Regions from separate parts of the Homo sapiens genome. Here region 2 is linked to region 1. A link is a contact called in ENCODE Hi-C or POLR2A ChIA-PET data. All regions are on one chromosome and are shown on one strand. Each heading gives the region's core, a stretch centred on a gene start or an enhancer-like site at or near the end of the contact. The rest is flanking DNA. Distances are from core to core; before and after follow the strand shown. Region 1 overlaps SAG (S-antigen visual arrestin). Region 2 overlaps USP40 (ubiquitin specific peptidase 40).

The links. A loop is a pair of places that touch in the nucleus more often than their neighbours do. ChIA-PET counts read pairs that join two places held with the same protein, here RNA polymerase II (POLR2A). Pooled maps may share reads with other maps.
Region 2: a loop to region 1 is called in a map with no recorded cell type, with 4 times the contacts of the local background. The contact joins two enhancer-like sites. A Hi-C loop is called at or near these places in 1 of 37 single-sample maps with no recorded cell type and 2 of 50 pooled maps. POLR2A ChIA-PET finds 5 or more read pairs at or near these places in 2 of 52 experiments (GM12878 and activated naive CD4-positive, alpha-beta T cell).

What each region holds. Positions count from the first base shown.
Region 1 is chr2:233,330,061-233,333,872 of GRCh38, forward strand. It overlaps SAG (S-antigen visual arrestin), which reads left to right. Exons shown (of 16, transcript NM_000541.5): 10 at 1,580-1,652. Among named protein-coding and RNA genes, the nearest start is that of DGKD, 23 kb to the right of the region's middle. RefSeq lists an enhancer at 1-199. Within about 2 kb of position 1,656, at least 19 of the 41 ENCODE cell types and tissues checked have a DNase peak (open chromatin) inside an H3K27ac peak, as active enhancers do; they include GM12878, where a contact is called at or near this core.
Region 2 is chr2:233,518,370-233,522,181 of GRCh38, forward strand. It overlaps USP40 (ubiquitin specific peptidase 40), which reads right to left. Exons shown (of 32, transcript NM_001365479.2): 17 at 2,622-2,745; 18 at 1,245-1,302. Among named protein-coding and RNA genes, the nearest start is that of USP40, 47 kb to the right of the region's middle. Within about 2 kb of position 1,827, at least 3 of the 41 ENCODE cell types and tissues checked have a DNase peak (open chromatin) inside an H3K27ac peak, as active enhancers do; they include GM12878, where a contact is called at or near this core.

The DNA of each region.
Region 1 (3,812 bases), core at 406-2,905:
GTCATGGCTGACCTTCCCATATCCTACAGGGGAGGTGCCTTCTGCCTGTTGTTCCCACACATTAACTAAGCTCAAAAAGCATCAAAGCACAGGGGGTCTTATATAATGGTCTTATTTGGCTCTTTCATGAGGAAGACATGATGGAATGACCTGTGAGGGTAACCTCTAAGTTCACTTTTTAACTCAAACATTCAATGACCAAGACAAAGTTAGACTTATGCATCTTGGGGTGACTGTCCCAGGGCCCAGGACTGAGGATGTGGAACTTCCAGTCCTAAAATGGGCTCTCCCGGGCAAGCCAGGGTGAGCAGTGGCCCTAGGTGTCATATACCACTTTTCCCTGTGAGTCATCACAGATGAGGGTCAGAAATCCTGATGCGTGCAGACTAAGGAATTCTAGACTTTTCCCTCCCTCCCTTCCTTCCTTCCTTCCTTCCTTCCTTCCTTCCTTCCTTCCTTCCTTCCTTCCTTCCTTCCTTCCTCCCTTTCTTTCACAGTCTCCCTCTGTCACCCAGGCTGGAGTGCAGTGGTGTGATCTCGGCTCACTGCAACCTCCAGCTCCTGGGTTCAAGCCATTCTCCTGCCTCAGCCTCCCAAGTAGCTGGGATTACAGGCGTGCACCAATTTTGCCTGGCTAATTTTGTATTTTCAGTAGAGATGGGGATTTCGCCATGTTGGCCAGGCTGGTTTCAAACCCCTGACCTCAGGTGATCCATCCGCCTCAGCCTCCCAAAGTGCTGGGATTACCGGTGTGAGCCACTGCACCCGGATAGCTGTTAACTTTTTAAAAACAAAATATTAATTGCTTTCTATAGGCTGGGCACTGTACTGCATGCCTTGCACAAATTGTTTCTTTATCCTCAAACTTTGGCTGAGTGCAGTGGTTCACGCCTGTAATCCCAGTACTTTGGGAGGCCAAGGTGGGAGGATCCCTTGAGCCCAGGAGTTCAAGACCAGCCTGGGCAATATAGGGAGACCCTGCCTTTATTTTTTAAAAAAATCCTCAAGCTTAATTTTAAAGGTGATTAAAAGTCATCTTTTTAATCATCACAACGTCCCTATGAGTTAGATGCAATTATTACCCCCATTTTACTGATGGGGAAACTGAGGCTTAGAATAGATAAATAATTCACCCCACAGTTAGTGGCTAAGCCAAGATTGGCACCCAAACAGCCTGGCTCCAGGCCCACCTTCCTATCCACCACGTTCCACCCACCAACCAGTCCTGTACTGCCTCTAGCTAGTCTCTTGGAGGACAGGAAGGACAATGTTCATGAAGTAAGATGGAGGATGTTAGAAAGGGCTGAGCAGGGGAAAGGAGGGGTCTCCCAGGAGCTGCAGCCTTAGGGGACATGGGTGGGAGTTGATACAGAGCAGGTTATGGGTGACCAGAAATGGCCTGGAGACAGGACTTCAAAACCCCAGCCTTGAAGCTGAGGGCTGAGAAAGCCTAGCCTTGGAAGTGGAGGGAAACCATCATCAGAGAGGAGAGACCAGCGTGTACCCTGGGAGGCCGCAGGGAAAGTGCACGTGTTGGGGGACCAGTGCTGACCACCGGACTCCCGTCTTCCCCTTGCAGTGGAACAGGTGGCCAATGTGGTTCTCTACTCGAGTGATTATTACGTCAAGCCCGTGGCTATGGAGGAAGCGCAGTGAGTAGCTGTTGGGGTTTCCGTTTCCTGGGCGTCTCAGCCTTCTGTGTCAAGTTTCTCGCCGTTTATTGCTGAAGAAGGAACTAGAATGTTCAGCTAGCTCGCCAGCCTTCCACTTCCTTCCTCTTTCTCCCTTCGAGGGCTGCACAGAAAGTTAGCATCTTAGCTCTGCATCTACCACACCCCTCTGTGCCCATCTTACAGGAGTTCTGAGGATTAATGCAAGCCAAAGAATGACGCAGAGGAGAGAAATAAAGACAGAAATGTCACCATGGGATCAGCTGGCTTTTTCTATTTATCCTTGGAATGAATTGTTAGGAATTTGGTACTATTTCCACCTCCCAGAAGATGGTCAAATGAACTGTCAGCCCAGGCTAGGATTCCCTATCTTTTGATCTCAAATTGAAATCTTATACCAGTGACAACTGGATTAGAATATATCTGTTCTTAGCCTGTTGTTGTGAATGACTTTTCCCCTTTGTTAGAATCAAAAACAAATGAGAATCCTGCCATGGTTCCTTTATGCTGGCCTGAGAGACCTGCCCAGCTTTGCTGTGTGCCACAAAGTCAAATAGATTCATTTAATACATGGCTTGGAGTGGGGGGCGATGATCTCCCACCTCCAGCCCCCCGAGAGGATAGCTCGACCAGGTCTTAACTCTTTGCCTTGCTGGCATGTTCTAAGCACCGTTGTATGTAAAAAATATTATCAGGGTTAGAGGAAGGTTAGGGTAGGGGAATGATGAAAGACAACTGATTCCTTAAGATAATATAAGGTAATAGATAGATTTTTTTGAGATGGAGTCTCACTCTGTTGCCCAGGCTGGAGTGCAGTGGTGAGATCTCAGCTCACTGCAACCTCCACCACCCAGGTTCGAGCCATTCTCCTGACTCAGTCTCCCAAGTAGCTGGAATTACAGGAGCCCGCCACCAAGCCCAGCTAATTTTGTATTTTTTTTTTTTTTTGAGACGGAGTTTTGCTCTTGTTGCCCAAGCAGGAGTGCAATGGCGCGATCTTGACTCACTGCAACCTTTGCCTCCTGGGTTCAAGTGATTCTCCTGCCTCAGCCTCCTGAGTAGCTGGGATTACAGGCACACGCCACCACCCCTGGCTAATTTTTTGTATTTTTATTAGAAATGGGGTTTCACCATGTTAGCCAGGCTGGTCTCGAACTCCTGACCTCAGGTGATCTGCCCACCTCGGCCTCCCAAAGTGCTGGGATTACAGGAGTGAGCCACCGTGCCTGGCTGATTTTGTATTTTTAGTAGAGACAGGGTTTCACCTGTTGGCCAGGCTGGTCTCAAACTCCTGACCTCAGGTGATCTGCTTGCCTCAGCCTCCCAAAGTGCTGAAATTACAGGCGTGAGCCACCGCACCTGGCCTATATGGGAATATTTAAAAGGCAACTTTAGGAGAAACTATTACTGTTATTCAAAACAGATTCAAACTGTAGGTCTACAAGGGAGGGAGACAGGAAAGAACCACCACTCACTGCCTCCTTTCTGCCAAGATTGGGCTCTGTTCTGCCTTTAGGGGATCCTCGCACATCCCTGTGCCCTGGAGGGGTCTTGGCCCTGGTTCACCTTTCCTCATGTGCTCAGCAACATGGGAGCAAAGGATCCTGGCTGAGTTTTCCCCTAATATGTATTCCATCACCTGGTCCTCTTTCAAAGTGTTGGGTGCATTTTGGGTCAAAGATTCCCAGGAAACTGGAAAGCATTCCAAAGTCCCCCAAAGGCTGGAGGAGCCTGGGAGCTGGACTGGACCATGCTGACAAGTCTGAAGCTAGAGGCCACTCAGAAAGCTGCAGAGCAGGAGCCATCGTCCCAGAGCCCTGTGGCTTCTGGGGCTTTAGTGGGCAGGCTTCCACGGAACCAGGACAGACCTGACTCCCAAGCTGCTCCCCACCATCCAAACCCACATCCTGAAGCTCTGGGGAGTGGCCCCAGAGCCTTGGCATAGTCCTTTGGCAAGCTCTGCACAAACACAAAAAGTCCATCCTCTGAGCCCAACCCCAAGGGCCCTCTTCCTATTCCAGCCATCTTTACAATGCTGTTTCTGCTTTTTTCAATGCTCAAATTACGCTCATTAAGAGAGGTTCCACCAGGACCCAGATGGTAGGATGTGGGCCACCTTGGGCTCTGGCAGATTTCTGTAAA
Region 2 (3,812 bases), core at 577-3,076, 190 kb after region 1:
CAGCCTGGCCAACATGGTGAAACCCTGTCTCTACTAAAAACACAAAAATTAGCTGGGCGTGGTGGCACACGCCTGTAATCCCAGCTACTTGGGAGGCTGAGGCAGAAAAATTGCTTGAGCCTGGGAGACGGAGGTTGCAGTGAGCGGAGATCGTGTCACTGCACTCCAGCCTGGCTGACAGAGTGAGACTCTGTCTCAAAAAAAAAAAAAAAAAAAAGATAATCACAATTAATCACAGATTGACAAGGACATGTAGAAACTGCAACCCTGACACACTGCTAGTGGGAGTATAAATGGTTCAGTCACTTTGGATAATAGTGCGAGAGTTTCTTATAAAGTTAAACATAAATTTGCAAATGACCCAGCAATTCCAATCCGGTACATGTACCCAAGAGAAATGAAAACATATCTCCTCACCAAGACTTATGTGTAAAAGTTCATAGTGGCATTATTCATAAAAGCACAAAAGTAGAGACAATCCAAATGTCTATCAATTCATGTTTGTCCAGGATAAACAAAATGTGATACTATCCATATAATGGAATACTAGACTAGTCAGCAATGCAAAGGAACAAGCTATTGATACGTACTAAATCATGGACTAACCTCAAAAATGATATGCTATGTGAAAGAAGCCAGACACAAAAGACTATATGTTTTATGATTCCAATTACATTAAACATTAAGAAAATAAAGTCTATAGAGACAGAAAGCAGATTAGTGGTTGCCAGGGGCTTGGAATACAGATGGGTACAGGGATATTTTTGGAGTAATGGAAGTATTCTAAAACTGGATTGTGGTGATGGTTATAGAACTCTACACATTTACTGATGATTACTGAATTAAACACTTAAACTGAGTGAATTTTATGGTATGTAGATTATATCTTAATAAGGCTGTCACAGAAAGCCTAATGGTAAGTGAATAGTGAGTTTGCAGAATATACATTCAGTATAGTACAACATGAATACATGGACTAGATACACACCCACATCAGATATACTCATTGTATCTGGGGAAGGAGAGAAAGAATAGGTCTGAGGAGGAGAACACAGGGGACTTTAACTTCATTTATAATGTTTCAAACAAAAACAAACATATGACAAAATGTTAATATTTGTCCATTTTGGGTGGTAGGTATGTGAGTTCTCCCTAAACTGTTTTTTGTATTCTCCTATATTTTCTTCAATTCAAGACCAAAATTAAGCTAAACTAAGAACCGAAAAGAAAATGTAAATGATTACCTAGTTCCTTCATTAATTTTAATTCCTTTATGGCTTTAATTCGAATATCAAACACCATCTAAAACAGAGAAATAAAATAATGACTAAGTTGTAAAAAATGGGAGGAGATGAAAATGAGGATTGTCACTGTGTGCATAAACAAATTATTTGAGATATTAATTACCTGACATTTAGTAGTTTTTGCCCACTGGAAATTTTTCCATCCCTGAAATCCTTTTATAAGATCAAAAGCAAAAACTTAGGACTTCATAGTTAAGTTTTTACCAAATTGATGTTAATTGGAACAGAAAGGACACCTACAGAAAACTACAGAAACTGTAGAAAACTACAGAAACTAAAGAAACTAGCTGAAAGGCAATAAGCTGACAAACCAGTAACTTTTCTCATGAAAGCAAACAAAATAAACTGCAGGCAATCACATTTCTCTATGTCAGGAATGATGAATGTGGGGCCAGTAAGCATAAATAAAAATGTATACTATCAGCCCGAGTGCACTATTTAAAATTTCTGTTTAAATGACTTTATTTTAGATTCTTTCCCTTTTTCAGTTTAACCTAATTTCCTCTAGGATACAAAATCTTGTAAATTTAGGAGTAAAACCGATGTCAGACAATCTGTCCTCCCACAGCACCCCACATTGTGAAAAGAAGAAACAGAGTGAGTCATAAAGGACTTCACCAAAGTCTCTCACTTAGGGTCAAGGTACTAGATCTTCTGAACTTTAGTGTATTCATCATACAGTGTAAATATTAACACACTTTAAGAAATTATAATATTTATATAAAAGAAAACAACATTCTAGTAAGTTTCAACTTGTTATAGAAAAAAAACCCATAATGAATTGAGACTACATAAATATAAAAAGGTATTTCCTGAGATGGTGTTTAACGAAACTAGTCTTCAAATGGAGAACTGAAAGAGTTCCTTTTAAGAACACCTGGCTTTACAGAAAAACAGAGTATAATGTAAAACAATTTAAGATAAATTTAAAAAACAGAAGTCCACAACACAAAACCAAAACATATGTATACTTGGCTTAAAAAAAATACAGAAAAGACCCTTGAAAACAGCATTTTCAAGGAAGCCAAAGAATTTCATTTTGTGGGAGCCAGAGAATTCCATGAACTAACTAAATGAGTAACTCCCACATTCTAATTCTAGGCTTTGGAGGAAATTTTAAAAGGCACGTATTTTCTTGAAATATGCTAAGGGCTAACATAGGTAAACAAGCAATAATCAAATGTTAAATAAAAAGCTGACTTCCTAAGAGCTGAAGTCTATTGAGACAACTGTTCTGAAAGATTAAGGTATTGTTTTCTAAATAAAATTCTGTTAACTGAAAATCTATCAGCCAACCTTTAATTATATTCTACTCACTGTGTTAACAGTTGCTGATATTTTAACTTGCTTCTCTTCAGATTCTAACTGGCATAAATTTTTAACGTGGAGCCAGTCAATCTCATTCATACTAGTGACCCATTTCTCTTCCTTGGTCAACAAGCTGTAGGTAAAAAGAAAAGATCAGAAATTAATACCTTTCCTTAGGCATCACTTCCAAAACTCTGCATGTGTCACTTAATGTGACTAATTAGAGGTGACCAAGTTCTACTGAGTCGTCTCTATGATAAGTGGGCTACCTTTGCAGGGTAATGTTAGGCAGTAGTCTATAGAGTCTATATTCATGACTCCAAATATTCTTTGATTTACCTACATAATTTGTTGCCACATTTTTCACAGAGAACTTCTGTAAGTAAACAGTTGCTGGCTTCTGCCTGCACCCTGCAAATCACTAGGGGAGCTTTAAAAGAGCACCTATGCCAGGAGCCTACCCCACTGGATCTAGATTTCATTTAACAACAGGGCAGCCATGTGCAGTCTGTAGACTGACACTGCACAAAAGGGCCACATCTAAGGAGTGTCACACATGGCATATATATTGTATACTGCATTTCTACATAGAGTTTTGTTTTATAATTGCAGCCGGCAGTAGAGTATCTTGTTCTAACATTTTCCCACAGATAGTAGTAAAGGGTCCTGAAGAGGTGCCTTCTTTCTAATTCACACAGAAGCATTAATGGGCTTGCCGAAGTCCTCTTTGGGAATGTACATTAGAGCTCTGAAACATCATTCTACTCTTTATTGCAGTTATTCCATTCTGAGCTCCTACCTTAAGCTAGCAATCCCAAATAAAACAAAGTATGAAGCACAAGATGCTCCATGAAGACTACTTTAAAATAGTGAAAAACTGTATGATAATTATGACAATGACCGTAATATATTAACTAAAACATTTAGCACTTACTGTGTGTACTTTGTAAGCACTCAACTCTTTCAATCCTCTCAAGTCTATGAAGTTGGCACTAGTTATTATCCCTATTTGACAGACAAGAAGACTGAGCAGAGAAAGACGAAATACCTTGCCCAAGGTCCCACTACAGCCTACTGACTTGCCTAGGAGCACAGTTAGGCAAACTATAATGTCACATAGATTACTATGTAGCCATTCAAGGCAGTTTATAAAGAGTCTACAAATCTCAAGGTTGGGCAGGGGTAATGGAAAGCAGGATA